2 separate regions of the Mus musculus genome follow, and region 2 is linked to region 1. Evidence: chromatin contacts called from ENCODE Hi-C or POLR2A ChIA-PET data. All regions are on one chromosome and are shown on one strand. Each heading gives the region's core, a stretch centred on a gene start or an enhancer-like site at or near the end of the contact. The rest is flanking DNA. Distances are from core to core; before and after follow the strand shown.

Region 1 (7,951 bases), core at 4,042-6,541:
TTCAATTCCCAGCAACCACACAAAGGCTCACAACCATCTGTACAGCTACAGTGTTCTCATACATAAAATAAATAAATCTGAAAAAAAAATGACTTAAGAGACATGTAGAGAATTTCACTATGTAGCCTAGCTGGCCTCAACCTCTTGACTGTTGGGAATGTAGGCACTGTGTTACCATTCCTGGTTCAACTTTCCTTTTTCAATTGTCCCACTATTCATATTTAGTTATAATCTAGAAGTGGCAAGCTTTAACCCCAGGAGCTGCTACAACAGCTAAATAGCCAAGTACAATTACATCCATACTCTTAGGTGAATATGCATTCTTAAACTAGCAATTAGCCCACAACTCGAAAGCCGTGAATTACTATACTATGGTTAAAACACTCCAGCAGGACACAACGTCACTGAAGATGTGCTTTATCTTTTTTCTTTATTGATTAAATGGGTTCTGACAATTTCATGCACGCACACAATGCATACCAAGCTCTCTCTCTCTTTTTTTTTAAAGATTTATTTATTTATTATATTTAAGTACACTGTAGCTGTCTTCAGACACTCCAGAAGAGGGCATCACATTTAGTTACAGATGGTTGTGAGCCACCATGTGGTTGCTGGGATTTGAACTCTGGACCTTCGGAAGAGCAGTCGGCGCTCTTAACCACAGAGCCATCTCGCCAGCCCCCATACCAAGCTCTCTTACTGCAGCTCCCCACACCTCACGGAGCCTCCTCTTCCCTACACATCTGTTTCTCACACTCATGCCTCCTTGTGTTATTTGTGACCCACTGAATTTAACCATCAGAGACCAGAAGGCTTAGAAGTGGTTACAGGACTGAAGATAATGACCCCCTTTCCATAATCTATCAATAACCAATAGTTAGGTAGCAGGGAGAAGACTCCTCCCCAATCTCTGACTGGGTGTTGACAGGGCCAGTCTTGGACAGGCCCACAGTAAGTAAGTGCAGCTGCTTGAGTTCATGATTGCAATAACTGCACTGTGCCCACAGGATGGCATTTCTCAGTCCTCCTTCCTACTTTCATTGGTCTATCTGGTTTATTATAAACTGTCAGTGTACACCTACTAGTTTAGATTAGCTTCTAAAAGAACCTAACGTGAACCACAATAACTTCTTAAGCAGAATGACACAAAATTTGTAAGTATACCACAAAACACTGTAAAACGCATTTAGCTAGGAATTTCAGTTTATGAGAAGAGCTCCCACTACCTTGGTAACATCACACAACAGAAGGGATCCATTTAAAGCCACTCACCTCCTCATCAGACTCAAACTGCACGTTCACACCATAAGTCTCATCAATGTTGTCATCTGAGGAGATGTGGGATTACAAAGAGAGGGCAGTGGTTAGTGTGGAGACACTCAAGCCCATTTCCTCAGCTGCCTGGCTTGCTTACTCTCAGGCCAGAACACACAGACTTAACCAACACGAAAACAAGCACCAAGGCCTCTCAAGCCTGCCAACCTGGATTCTACCCTGCTCTGCTTCTTCAGCTCCTAAGCCCTCCCTGCTCTCTCTCACTGTCTACACAATAGGTCTCAATTTAAAAATGGCTGCCAGGGTGGCAGAGATAGTTCAGCTACTAAAGGATAAGGCTCACAACCAAACATCAAGAGATAACTCTCCACTTTATTCTTCTTAGGTGGGTTTTGCTTAGGAACCCTGCAGCTGGAACTTGCTATGCAAACCAGGCTGACTTGTTGGGATAAGCCTGTGCCAAAAGGCCTGCAGATCACCATTCTCTTTAAGCAACACAACATAAGCTATGGAAACAATGCTATTCTAAAATTTTAACAAAGATGCTGAGTATTCAACAGAAAGGCCAACAACCACAAAACATGGTCTGGACACAAAGAGCTCAGGTACCCATATTCTGTATCTCCTTGTCGCCACCGTAGTCTGTGATCTTCTTGCCCAGGTTTACCAGCACATGGTATCTGGTATCATCTGTCTGACCCAGCAGCAGGTCAATCTCCCGTCTTCTCTCCTTGTCTCGAAGCTTTTCATTCTTCAGCACAGCCAGGACTTCATCAGCTGCTCCACAAAGAATATCTCGAGGCTGAGAATACAAACAACGTACAACAATAATATGTAGAAGGGCACTGACCAGCTTTGTGACAATATAAAGTAAAGAAGCATGCATCTTCAAAACTACACAAGCTGGAGATGTGGCTCACAAGTTAGGACTGCGTTGCTTTTGCTCTTGGGTTCAATTCACAGCACCCACATGATGGCTCAAAAGAAAAATCACAACTCAAATTCCAGGAGATCTGAAACCTCTTTTGCTAAGGGTACTGGGGCTATATGGTGTATATACATACAAAGCAAACAAGAAAATATGCAGCATCCTGGGCTTTGAACACTCGTTAACAGGACACAGTGGCACAAGTCTGCAATCCTAGCACATGGGAAGCAGCAACAAAACCAAAGTTCAAGGTCATGCTTAAATACATAGTGAGTATGATGTCAGCTTGAGCTGCAGGAGACCTCATCTCACACCAACAAACAAAAGCAACCTTCAAGCCTAGAGGGAGCTGTTGAGGACTTAACACAGTGTTGCCTCATGTGCTTAAAACTAGTGAGCTCCTGGAGACAGCCCGAGCGCTTGGGCGTGGGGGCATAGGTGGTCTTCAGAAGCAGAAGACAACTTGCACAACAGCTTGCCACATGTCTCTAGGTGAAAGAGGCACTCAGCAGCCTGCCTCTGACCTGGAACATGTTCACTACTTCTCTGCTCGAATGGTACTGCCCTCCCCATCCTACTGGGAAAATCCAGAGGTAAGACTGGCTCACCTGATCTCCCAGCGCAGCCTGGATGAAGCTGAGCAGCACCTCGTAGGTCTCTCGGGTCTCCTTCGTCTTAGGCTTGTAGATGATGCCCACCATCTCATCAATGCCCTCAGACAGCAGCGTGTAGCCTTTCATCTTGTTCATGTCATGCCGGTCCTCATCACGTTTTCTCCTCCTAAAGGACATACAACATGATGCTGAATGGAAGAACTGGCCATTCCTAAGCCAAGCTTACCCTTTCTATACGTCTAATATGTGAAGGCAGGAACATGAATCAAAATGATTAACTCCTACCAGACCTTAGTGATTTGAAGAAGCACTTCTTTATGGGACAGATTTATAGAAAGAAAATGTGCCATCTTCTGATATGCTGTTACAATGAGATACAGTCTCCATTATCTTAAAATGTACATCTTTTTATATCCATATGAGATTTTATAATATGATTTAGACTTTTTTTTTAACCTTAGATGCATCCATCACTTTTTAGGAGTGAGAGAAACTAGGCTCCAGTGGAATTTACTCTTAATGACTCCCAATAAACAACTAGAAAAGACGTCAGACTCTGAAAACTGAAGGACCAAGGAACAATAATTAAGCTCTTCTAAAACATAAGCACTCAAATCAAACAGGGCCTGGGGATTGTTAAGACTCCATAGTAAGAGAGAGGAGAGGGCTGGAGAGATGGCCCAGCGGTTAAGAGCACTAACTGTTCTTCCAGAGGTCCTGAGCTCAACTCTTAGCAAACACGTGGTAGCTCACAACCATCTGTAATGGGATTCGATGACCTCTTCTGAGGTGCCTTCTTCATGTCTGAAGGCAGCTACAGTCTGAAGATGAGCTATAGTGTACTCATATACATAAAATAAATATTTTTTAAAAGGGGAGAGAGAGAGGGACGGAGGGGAAAGAAAACACAATTTTCCGGGAGGTGGTGGCACAGGACTTTTAATTCCAATCCCAGTGCTCAGGAAACAGAGGCTGGTGGATCTCTGAGTTTAAGGCCAGCCTGGTCTACAGAGCAAGATACTCTGTTCTGAAGAAAGAAAAGAAGAGAAAAGAAAAGAGAAGAAGAGAAAAGAAAAGCAAGGCAGGCAAAATAAAGTAAGTAGTATTTAACTTTTGAAATGAACCCACCAACATGAAAAGACAACAGAAATCATCAGGAAGTGCTGGGCAACAAAAGGAGAGAAGGGTTGGGGAGAGAAGCTTGTAACAACATGGTGGAGGTGAATTACAGAGAGGAGATTAACTCAAGTCCTGAAAACAGTCGGGGATGGGGCTGGAGAGAAGAGTCGAGTTGTTCACCCCAGTACTGCTTTCCAAGAGGACCCAAGTTCAGTTCTTAGCCCCACACTGGGTAACTCAAAACCTCCTGTAACTCTAGCTCCAGGGACTCTCAAACCCTCTCTGGCCTCCACACAGGCATCTGCATACGTGTGCACAAACCCACACGAACATACACATGCACGTAATTAAAAATAAAACAGATCTTTTAAAAAGATAACCGGAAGAAAATTAACATCTATGAATCAGAAACGAGTCAGTAAAAGGTATCAATAGATTTTGTTCCACTTCATTACACCTAAATCCAAAGAAGCTCTAAACCTTGGTTGTTGTGCACACACCACTCATCTTCCATATAAACTTGAGTAAAACTACTGCTCTAATGCTAAAGATGGGCTTTACATTAGATGGAAAAATAGCATCCAGCATCCCCTTAGTACTTACTTGGCCCGTCTTTCTTCCTGCATCTGTGGTTTGGTCCGTTGAGCCTTATCTCCCATTCGGGTTCCCTCCAACTTCCCAACCAGGGACAGAACCTCTCCCGTCGGTTCATCCCGGCGGGTCCGGTCAATGAGAGAGCGGTCAGCTTGGAGCACAAGATTTGAGTTCTGAAAAGATCATACTTTATCAAAACTTTGATATGTATAGTTTTGAATCCTGTTATTACAGTGACAGCAGATGATGGGAAAACAGTGGAATAAAAAAAAAATCATGCTCTTAAGAAGAAATAACATAGCATTACACGATGCGCGAGCACTATTGCTGTCTGAGAAGGTGAACGACCAGCGCTCCTAAGAGCATCCACAACAGCCCACATTTGGGTAAAATGTTGGGCACATTGCGGGTAAAGAGAAGAAGGTGCGAGTTTAGCGCTGAGGGGGCTGGGGAAAACCCAACTCCTAAATTCTCAAGCGCCCCAAATTCCACGGGGTTTTTCCTTCGTGTTTTAATCCATCCTTCACCCAGCTCTGATCTCCCGCTCAAGTGTCCGTGGCTGTCCACGACCTCCCCTGTCTGCACCGGTCCTTCGAGACCACACGCACCGCCTTGTACTCGTACTGCAAACTGCGGGCAGTCACATCCGCCATGGCTGCTGATGCTCCGGGAACTCAGGGTTCCACTCTTCTTCACGCTCCGAACCGCTTCAGCGAACCGCCCTGGCACAACAGGTACAACGCAGGACGAACGTAAGGGACGGAGAAAAGAAACGGACTTGCTTCCGCTTCCGGGACGCCCGCTAAACGTGAGACTTTCCGGTTACTAACCACTGCTTCTGGGCGGGGTTTGCGGAGATGTACAGTAGTACATCCGGGTCAAGGATTCCATTGACCGACGAGACACACGCGCGTGCAAATTGTGGTTCCAGGCATCTCTACCTGCGACAGAGCCAAGGCCCAACCCCTAAGCGTATGTTGAAAGTCCCTTTCTGTAATTCTTTTGGTTTCTCATACCAGCCATCCTGTGAGGCAGGCAGACATGCAGGCAAACGGAAACTAAGGGATAAGGAAGCTGAAGGTTCAAGCAAGTTAGCAAGACAGGCATGGTGGCGCATTCCTTTAATCCCAGCACTCGGGAGGCAGAGGTAGTGGATTTCTGAGTTCGAGGCCAGCCTGGTCTACAAAGTGAGTTCCAGGACAGCCAGAGCTACACAGAGAAACCTTGTCTCGAAAAACAAAACAAAACAAACAAAAAACCAAAACAACAACAAAAAGACAAAAAAAAAAAAAAAAAAAAAAAAAGCAAGTTAGCATGTACCTAGTTCTAGTAACCGACTGGATTTCTACCCCAAACCCCTTTCCGCAAGACTCTCCCCTGTGTCAGCTGACTGACGGTAGAGGAAGAACTATTTGTGCCCAATCTTTTGTCACAGCCTGTCAGGACTTTAGGTGTGCGGATTACAGCATATGTATAACTTTGTCCTCCTCAATGTGACACGAATGTTTTACTAAAGAAATATATGAAAAATAAATAATATGTATGGAATTACTATTCAGTTTTATTCAGCAGTAGTGGTACCTTTTATGTAAAGGTGGTATTTAGTCTTTTCATAATTCTCTACACAACACTGAAAGCAAAACAGTGAGTTCTGCTTTCCCTTGATATTTAATAAGCACGAGTGAACCTTAAGTCTGTGTCCTAATCCACCCAGCCATTTTGCTGGCAATTTTTTTTTATTGTTTGGTTTATCATTTACATTTTATTCTATGTAGATAGGTGTTTGGGCTACATGTATGTTTGTGTATCATTACATGCAGACTTCCACGAAGTCCAAAAGAGGGTGTCAGATCCCCTGAGACTGGAGCTGCAGATAGGTTGTGAGTTGCCATGTGTGTGGAGGGGTTGGAACCCAGGTCTTCTCAAAGAGCAGCCAGTGTTCATAACCATTAAGCCATCTCTCTAGCCCTTATCTGGTTTTTGAGAAAAGATCTCCTGGAGTCCAGGCAGGCTTCAAACTTGCTATCCAGAGACTTCTCTTGCACTCTTGATCCCCCTGCCTCCAACTCATAAACACCGTGGCTGCAGCTATGGATGGTTGTGACAAGCTGTACCTTATCATATTTAACAGTAAGAGCAGCATAGTAACCCTAGGTTGGACTCATTTACTTTTTTTCTTCTTTATTAGTAGGAAGAAGTTTTATCGTTTAGGGGGTCTAAGAATTTGCATTTCAAATATAGTTACCTTCCCAAATGGAGTTCCACTTGGAAGATATAAAATAAGCCCTTGTCAATTTTTTTTTTTTTTTTTTTGGTTTTTCGAGACAGGGTTTCTCTGTGTAGCCTTGGCTGTCCTGGAACTCACTTTGTAGACCAGGCTGGCCTCGAACTCAGAAATCTGCCTGCCTCTGCCTCCCAAGTGCTGGGATTAAAGGTGTGCGCCACCACGCCCAGTGCCCTTGTCAATTTAAAAACTGAATGTTATACTGAAAATAAGAGAATTATTTTATGAAAGTGTTGACAGTCTTGAATAACTTTAAAAATTATAATTTTTTTCTATTTATTTATTTATTCTACGTAACTGCAAACATCGCTCTCTTCAGACACACCAGAAGGGGGCACCAGATCCTATTACAGATGGTTGTGAGCTACTATGTGGTTGCTGGGAATTGAACTCAGGACCTCTGGAAGAGCAGTCAGTGATCTTAACCATTGAGCCACCTCTTTATCCCCTTTGGATAATATTTTTAAAATATATTTTTTAAAATATTTATTTATTTATTTATTATATGTAAATACACTGTAGCTGTCTTCAGACACTCCAGAAGAGGGCGTCAGATCTCATTACAGATGGTTGTGAGCCACCATGTGGTTGCTGGGATTTGAACTCCAGACCTTTGGAAGAGCAGTCGGGTGCTCTTACCCACTGAGCCATCTCACCAGCCTCTATTTTTAAAATATTTACTTGTATTTTCTGTTGTGTGGGGAGGTCACAAAGGGGCACCAGGGCCCCTGTAACTAGAGTTATAGTTGTCAACTGCCATGTGGGTGCTGGGAATTGGGCCTAGGTACTCTGCAGGAGCGACAAATGCTCGTAACAGCAGAGCCATCTTTCCAGCCCTATTTTTTTTTTCATTATTTAAGGTTGGAGAGTTAGTTTAAGGAAAAACATGTAGATAAGCAAGTAACTACAACAAAAGCATGGTGAGAGATAATATCTTCCTCATATGTAGTTTCACTAAAATTAAGATTACTGTTATTTAAATTTAATGGGTGTATATATGTATGATTTGTGCAAGACAGGGTGACTTGTGTGGTGGGGTGCAAGTGCCACGGTGTACGTGTAGTGATCAGAGGACAACTCTATGAAATCAGTTCTCCCGTTTCATTTTTCTGTGGCCTCTGATGCAGTGAGCACCTT
Region 2 (7,951 bases), core at 1,679-4,178, 62 kb before region 1:
ACCAGGTTGGCTCAAACTCAGCGATCTTCCTGCCTCTGCCTCCTGAGTGTTTGGTTAAAGGCAAGCGCCACCACACCCAGCCTGTGAAATGTTCTTAAGCACCAAAAGGCTAGAAAGCAAAACTATAATCTTCTCACTACATGGAATGCGAAGCCCTTGAGAAGAACATACTCTGCAGTTCCAGCTTGACTGCACACACCTGCATCCTAGCTTCCTCTCCAACAAGAAACTACAGTGTAGTGGTACACAACTGAAATCCCAGCACTGAGGAGGCCAAGGCAGGAGAACTATAAGTTCAAGGCTAACCTGGGCAAATAATGGACAGGTCCTACCTCAAAAAATCTGAGGGGAGAGGGAGCACAAAATACTGAACAGAAAAGAACACTATGAATTACCAAACAGGGGTTGGGGATTTAGCCCAGTGGTAGAGCGCTTGCCTAGCAAGCACAAGGCCCTGGGTTCGGTCCTCAGCTCTGGGGGGGGGGAAAAATTACCAAACAGCTTTCATGCTTTAACGTTTGCGTACACAGGACTGCCTGTGATTATGACTTTAAAATGTTGTTTTAAAAAGTCTTCTTTTGCTGGAAGTGGTGGCGCATGCCTTTAATCCCAGCACCTGGGAGGCAGAGGCAGGTGGATTTCTGAGTTCGAGGCCAGCCTGGTCTACAGTGTGAGTTCCAGGACAGCCAGGGCTACACAGAGAAACCCTGTCTCGAAAAAACAAAAACAAACAAACAAACAAAAAAACTGAGAATAGAGTAATGTTTATATTGTGACCTATTTGCTATTAATATCCATATGGTAAGTTTCAAATTGTGCAATACTGATTTGAAAACTAGTCTCATGCTAGAAAAAATAATTGGGACTATCTTCCTAGTAAGAAAAATGGCGGGGCTGGTGAGATGGCTCAGTGGGTAAGAGCACCCGACTGCTCTTCTGAAGGTCCAGAGTTCAAATCCCAGCAACACATGGTGGCTCACAACCATCCCTAACAAGATCTGACTCCCTCTTCTGGTGTGTCTGAAGACAGCTACAGTGTACTTACATATAATAATAAATAAAACTTTAAAAAAAAAAAAAGAAAGAAAAATGGCTTTTAACAAGGTCGAGGGTGTTGAGGGTAGTATGGCCGCAGAAAAAAAAGAAGACTTTTTTTGTTGTTTTTTGTTTGTTTGTTTGTTTGTTTGTTTTTGGTACCACTGCCAGGCGTTGTTTGTTTTTCAATACAGGATTTCTCTGTGTAGTCCTGAAACTCTCTTTGTAGACCGGGCTGGCCTTGAACTCTGCCTCCTTCTACTTCCCAAAGGTATGAGGTAGGTAGGTTTAAGGTATGAGCCACCATGCTCAGCTCTGCTCTCATTTGTAACGTTAAGATCAAAAACAAAAAAAAGTAAAACAGGTTCTCTCCTTAAGAAATATCTAGAAGAAGCTGGTGTTGGTTACTGAAACTACGGTTTAGAATGGAGGGTGTTAGGTGGAGGGGTAAGGAGCACAATTTGAGACTGTTTAAAAGGAATATAGAAATGTAATGTAAAAGCACTTTCCTTTAAAGATTATCTATCTAAAAGTTATAAAGTCTCAGAACTACAGGTTAACAAAAATAAATCAATGCCAATGGGCTTTTCCACAGACAAAACATAATGGTACAGTATTCGAAGAGTTCTAAAACAGTAAAAACAAAACAAACAAACAAAAAAAACCTAACCTAACTCTTACTGGTTAGAATATCCAGGCCATTGCTTTGTGCAAACAGACAAAATCCCTCCCAGCTTCTTGAATGTGCCAAGACACAAGTCACAATGACAGTGGGCTGTCCGCGCAAAGCCCGAGTTCCATCTGGATCGCAGTCATTTTATAAATGGCATGCTACATCACACACACACACACACACACACACACACACACACACACACACCCTTGGGCTTATTTTAAGCCCTATTTTGAATTTGCACTTTTCTGGGTACACTGATTACCCGAAAAATCACCTGTATACCTCAGATATCTAATTTGGTTTTGGAGTATTTTCTTTAGTGTCATACTACCCATTCGAAGTCGTCTCTCTTGTGGTTATTTTTAACCTGACAAGTGGATTTAACAGGCATGGGGGCAGTAACACGGGGTGCTAAAATGGGTTCAATCTATTGCATCGTACTCAAAAGACCACTGGGCAAACTGGGCACTGTCAACAGCTCAAGCCCCAAGGTGCCCACCAACCTCCCGCCCAGGCCCACCCTTCTCTACGGAACAGGGACGCCAACTGCAGCCAAGAGGCTCACCTCTGCAACTCCTCCTCCTGGATTCTCTCCTCGTCCCATACGAAAACACCGGAGAGCGCCGCCATCAAAACAGAGGCATGGCCGGGGCGGCCTCGCAGCCGGCGCCAGAAGCGTCCGAGCAGGGCGCAGCGCGAGCTCTCGGAATACAGGCGGCCGTAGAGCTGCGCGATCTGCTGCGCTCGCCGCACGCGCAGGCCCGTCACGAAGCGGCACTGATTGGCCAGCGCGGACAGCAGGCCCCCGCCCCGCGCGCCCGCCAGCCAGGCGGCCAGGGTGGCCGGTGGCCTCCTCGGGAACATGTCGGCCTCTGTGGATTCCCGCGCCTGCCGCGGGGCCCCGGAGAGGAAGGGCTGGGGGAAGGCAGGCCGGGCCGTCCGCGCAGTCCCCTTAACGGGTTGACCCCGAGGCCACCTCACGCTCCAGAAGCCAGGAGCCGTCCCTCATGCCTTTTTGCAGAAGCGGCTGAGGTAGCGTGGCTTCCGAGGAGAGCGCCGTTGCACGAGGCCCTCTCGGTCCCGACAGCCCGCCCGTCTGTGTGTACGGCGGGAACTCGCGGGGCCCCCGCGGCCAGGGCGCGGGAAGCAAAGCGGTGGCCGTCCCAGGCCACAGCAGAAGCGGTCCCGTGCGCCTGTGTCCGCCTCTCGCGCCGAGTGCGCGCAACCTAACCTGTTTGTCCTGCCCGCACTCTGATTGGGCGCATCTCAGAACCCTGGGCGCTCATTGGCTAAGCCAAAGTGCTCCTCCGCCCTTGCTCCGGGCTGCCTGGTAGCAAGCTAGGTGGCGTGGCGGGAGGGCCTGTCAAGGGCGCCTGGAGAGTGACCCTCGGACCCGGCGGTGCAGCCATTTAGGGACGTCTCACCCGGTCCGGAGGAGAGGCACGGTCAGGTGCGGTGGCGTTCCGTTGTCCTGAGAGGCCCGGCCTGTTTCCCTGTTCTCTACAGTCCCGGGAGGGGCGGTGCACGCCCTACGTGACCCCGCACCTATCACAGCCCAGGGGCAGCTTCCTTGGTCCCCCTTGCCCTGATTCCCCGAGCCCTCCTAAGTATCTGCGGCAGGGACGCGGTTCTGGGTTCCGGCTCCGAGAGAGTACGGGTGGTCCATCCTTAGGGCCGAAGAACACCTTGCAGAGAACTCGAGGGCGGGTGACCCGTTGCTCTCTGAAAATGCGTTAGGCCTGAGCAGTCTCTGACTCGGAGGAGGCAACAAGGTAGGAGAGTAACCAGGTTTCCCAAAACCTGTCTGGCCACGTGTATGTAACCTAATGGTTACTACATGGAGTCTCAGGATACATCAGTATTCTAAGCCAGGGCCTGGTGGCTCATGTCTGTAATCCCAGCACTCCAGAGGCTGAGGCAGGAGCATTGCCAGCCTGAGCAACAGTGTGTCTCAAATAAATAAATAAATAAATAAATAAATAAAATTGCCAGCCTGAGCAACAGTGTGTCTCAAATAAATAAATAAATAAATAAATAAATAAATAAATAAAATTGCCAGCCTGAGCAACAGTGTGTCTCAAATAAATAAATAAATAAATAAATAAAAATTCTCTGTCCAGTTATAAGATGGAAATAATAGCTGCCCCTTAAGTGAAGAATCAGTCTGCCTCCATTTTAGTCTTAAAAGTCATCTTACAGATAGTAAAGACAAGCCAGTTCACTCCTTTTTATGATTAAACCTGTTTCTCAAGGATTGAGCTATGCCCCACCTATAACCTTAACCACAAATAGTTCTGTACTGTCTCTTCCTAGAATCGTAGTCATTTCTTTGTTTTTTAAAAGTTGTGTATAACCATCTTGCAACCCTACCTCTATTTCAAAAGGCTATACAACCACCTATGACTACCTTGTTAGGCCTACCTTGCAACCGTGCCTTTGTTTTAGGGACCCTTGTAAAACTAACTTGTTATGCTTACAGTGTGCCTCTGTGACCCGGCCCATTTTACCCACCAAATCCCCCGTTTGGAAACTCCCTACCACTGACCTATAAAAGCCTTGTCTTCCTCACATCCAAGGCTGATCTCTGGAACCCCACCTTAGAGGGAGGCAGCCCTCATACATGAATTAATTTAACCATGCTGATTTGGGTCAGTGGTCTTACTCTTCCCATGTTTGCTATTAACACAAGAAGCTTTACAGTAAATTCTTTCTTTCTTTTTTTTTTTTTTAACTTAAGAATCTTAGCAGGGCATGGTGGCACAAACCTAACCAGCACTCCAGAGGCAAAGGCAGATTGGCTCTCTGTGAGTATGAGGACAGTCTGGTGTACAAAGCAAGATCGTGAGCTTGGCCCTCAGCCGATGGGAAAAGACACAGCTACCATCTGAGTTAGAAGAAAAACCAAGTGCACTTCCTAGGTTGCCTTGTCTAGACACTTCAATTGGAGTGGCAGTCTTTTTCTTTTTGACCCTAAGCGTTTCTAACAAGGAGAACCTGCAGACAGCTCCCAAAGCAGTTTCTTCAAACAAGGAAACTGGGGCTGGGGAGGGGGACTTGTGCATAATTATACTGGAGAGACTTGCCATTCCATCTGGAGCTGGGCACATTCCTGCAGTGCCCACTCATGCCTTTTCACACAGAACGAGCTTTAAAATATCAGAGAGGTCTGGTGTGGTGGCTCCTGCCTGTAACCAACCCCAGCACTCAGGAGGACTGCTTCCTGTCCTCGGCCATTCTGGGATACAGGGAGACCCTGCTGCAAAAGATGCAAAGCAAAGCGTTTGGAGAGCACCGCCTAGAAGCTGAGAATTGAATGGGACAGTGAACAAAGTCTACTCTCTAAGCTGCCTAGAAGGACCTTTCTAGTCTACTCTGCTGCCAGTGGGAGGCAGCAGTCTCTCCCTGCCTGTCAGCAAGAAACTTCCTTACAGAGGATTTAGAATTTTACGGATACCCTCACTATTGTGTGCCATCTTAGATATTTGTACTAAAACAAATTTTTCTCCAAAGGTTCAAAGGGAAGGATAATTTCTGGTGACTGAAATTTAGGCTTCTCCTGCTCCATCCAGGCAGAATTTAGAGTAGAGATTGATAATGTGTTTATTTCTTCTTGAGAGAAATGTGTAAGCAATAGGAAATAGTACCGGCCTCTTGAGCAATGAGAGGGTTGTACTTCACTGCTAACTGCTTCCCGAGCCAGTGAGGTCTGTGCCAACCCCAAACCTGTGAATGGTTTGGGGATGCTATCTGCCTTATAAAGCAGGATGTAGGAATTGTCTTCTGGAAGGACATAGTTGTCTTCTCTGAAAACCTCCCACATCATCAGCTTTGATGTTTTCTAGGAAAATAGAGTGTTATGAGGAGTCAAGATTTTTACAGTTGAGGTCAGAACACAGAAACTGCAACTAGCAAATCATGAGTGTATTTACCTCTAGAACATAGCATCGAGGGCTTCATTAAGACTGGATAATTTGCCAGGTGATGGTGGCGCACACCTTTAATCCCAGCACGTGGGAGGCAGAGGCAGGCGGATTTCTGAGTTCAAGGCCAGCCTGGTCTACAGCGTGAGTTCCAGGACAGCCAGGACTATACAGAGAAACCCTGTCTTGAAAAAACCAAAAAACAGAAACAAACACTCCCCCCTCCCAAAAAAAAAGAATGCTTGCTGGTCTTCCAGAGTTCATTTTCACCATATTAGGCGGCTTACAACCTGTAACTCCAGCTCCAGGAGATCTAATGCCATCTGATGGTTTCTGGGGCACTCGTATACATGTGGCATATTCTCATACAGACACACAAAATTAAACAGTCACAAAGTGAGAGGCTGGAGAGGGGCTCAGCAAATAAAAGCACAGGCTGCTCTTCCAGGTTCAGTTCCCAGCACCCACATGGTAGCTCACACCTGTCACCCCTATCCAGGGGATCTGACACCCTCCTCTGGCTTCCTTGGGGAGCAGGCATGCACACGGTACACATACATACCTGCAGGTAAAACACACATGCATATGAAATAGTAGTGACCAGGTGGCTTGCTGGGCAGGCAGACTTTTGAGAATGCCACCTTCTGTTTGGGGACCTACTCAGAACCATAACTTGTTGAGTGTTCAGAAAATGAATCAGGGGCTGGTGAGATGGCTCAGTGGGTAAGAGCACCCGACTGCTCTTCTGAAGGTCTGGAGTTCAAATCCCAGCAACCACATGGTGGCTCACAACCATCTGTAACAAGATCTGATGCCCTCTTCTGGAGTGTCTAAAGACAGCTACAGTGTACTTACATATAATAAATAAATAAATCTTTAAAAAAAAAAAAAAAAAAAAAAAAAAAAGAAAATGAATCAAAGAATCCAATGAAGTGTATGCTATCTCCAAATCCAAACTTACTAGGCAGTGTGCCTCTTTTTTAGTGGTAGGAGTGGACCACAGTAACCTGTCCTTCACCTTGAAAGGGGTAGATTAGGCCATCAGGATGACTTGGAGAGGCCAGATGTTGTCCAAAAGTGCACTTTAGTCCCAAAACCTGGAAGGCAGAGGCAGGTGAATCTATGTAAGTTTGAGGCCAGCCTGGTCGACAAAGCAAGTTCCAGGACAGCCAGGGTTACACAGAAACCCTTGAAAAACAAAACAAACAAAACAAAACAGATGGCTTGTTGGCTATGGACACCTCCTACCAAGCCCAGTGACATGAATTCAATGCCCAGGACCCAAAAGGTGAAAGGAGAAAACTGACTCCTGAAAGTTATCCTCTAACTTCATATGGTGCGTGTACCACCCTCACACAAAAATAATAAAAATGTGAAAGAAAGGGATAGCTTGCTACACTCTACGACCAGTGGTTCTCAACCTGTGTGTCAAATGGCCCTTTCACAGAGCTCACTAAGACCATAGGAAAACACAGAGACTTACATTACAATTCACAACAGTAGCAAAGTTACAGTTATGAAGTAGCAACAAAAGTAATTTTATGGTTGGGGATCACCACAGCCTGAGGAACTGCATTAAAAGGGTCACAGCACTCGGAAGGTTGAGAGCCACTGCCCTGGACCAGTAGGACCCTAGAAGTCTTGTGGAGGAAGTTCCCCTTTCAGCACATGTTTCTCATCAAGGTAGCTGGAATGGTTGCTAATTCCAATCAGCCTGTTACCAGTGTGATAGACCAGTGTGGGACAGAAAAGAACAAGGTATCTTGGAGATAAGGCTGTGACAGGTACAGGGGTTGAAAAGAGTTGAGAATGAACCTTTCAGTTCTGACAGTTGCAAGGAGCAAACTGTTCTTTTTTTAAAAAAATATTTATTATTATACCTAAGTACACTATAGCTGTCTTCAGACACACCAGAAGAGGGTGTCAGATCTCGTTATAGGTAGTTGTGAGCCACCATGTGGTTTCTGGGATTTGAACTCAGGACCTCTGGAAGAGCAGTCAATGCTCTTACCTGCTGAGCCATCTCACCAGCCCCCCCCCCTTTTTTTTTTTCATTTTTGTGTGTTTTGCCTACATTATTTCTGTGTGGGAGTATAATCCCCTAGAATGTCCTACAGACAGTTATGAGCTGCCACGTGGGTACTGGGAATTGAACCCACGTCCCTTGGGACAGCAGTCAGTGCTCTTAACCTCTGAACCAGGAGGTAGAGGCAGGAGGATCATGAATAAACAGTTCTTGATGGTCTTGACTAGAAGCTGTGGAGGGCAAATCATATCGCTAACCACACATTGATTAGGGGATGCACTGACTTGCTCCAAC

The links. A loop is a pair of places that touch in the nucleus more often than their neighbours do. ChIA-PET counts read pairs that join two places held with the same protein, here RNA polymerase II (POLR2A).
Region 2: a map of gastrocnemius shows a loop between it and region 1 (6-fold over the local background). The contact joins the promoter of Stard7 here to the promoter of Snrnp200 in region 1. A Hi-C loop is called at or near these places in 1 of 37 maps with a recorded cell type or tissue (gastrocnemius). POLR2A ChIA-PET finds 5 or more read pairs at or near these places in 3 of 5 experiments (Patski and embryonic stem cell).

The regions. Positions count from the first base shown.
Region 1 is chr2:127,205,726-127,213,676 of GRCm38, reverse strand. Snrnp200 (small nuclear ribonucleoprotein 200 (U5)) reads right to left here and starts at 5,291. Exons shown (of 45, transcript NM_177214.5): 1 at 5,139-5,291; 2 at 4,540-4,703; 3 at 2,812-2,983; 4 at 1,885-2,077; 5 at 1,273-1,328. The coding sequence starts at 5,183. It overlaps 1810024B03Rik (RIKEN cDNA 1810024B03 gene), which reads left to right and starts at 5,397. Exons shown (of 2, transcript NM_198630.2): 1 at 5,397-5,502.
Region 2 is chr2:127,265,206-127,273,156 of GRCm38, reverse strand. Stard7 (START domain containing 7) reads right to left here and starts at 2,928. Exons shown (of 8, transcript NM_139308.2): 1 at 2,277-2,928. The coding sequence starts at 2,575.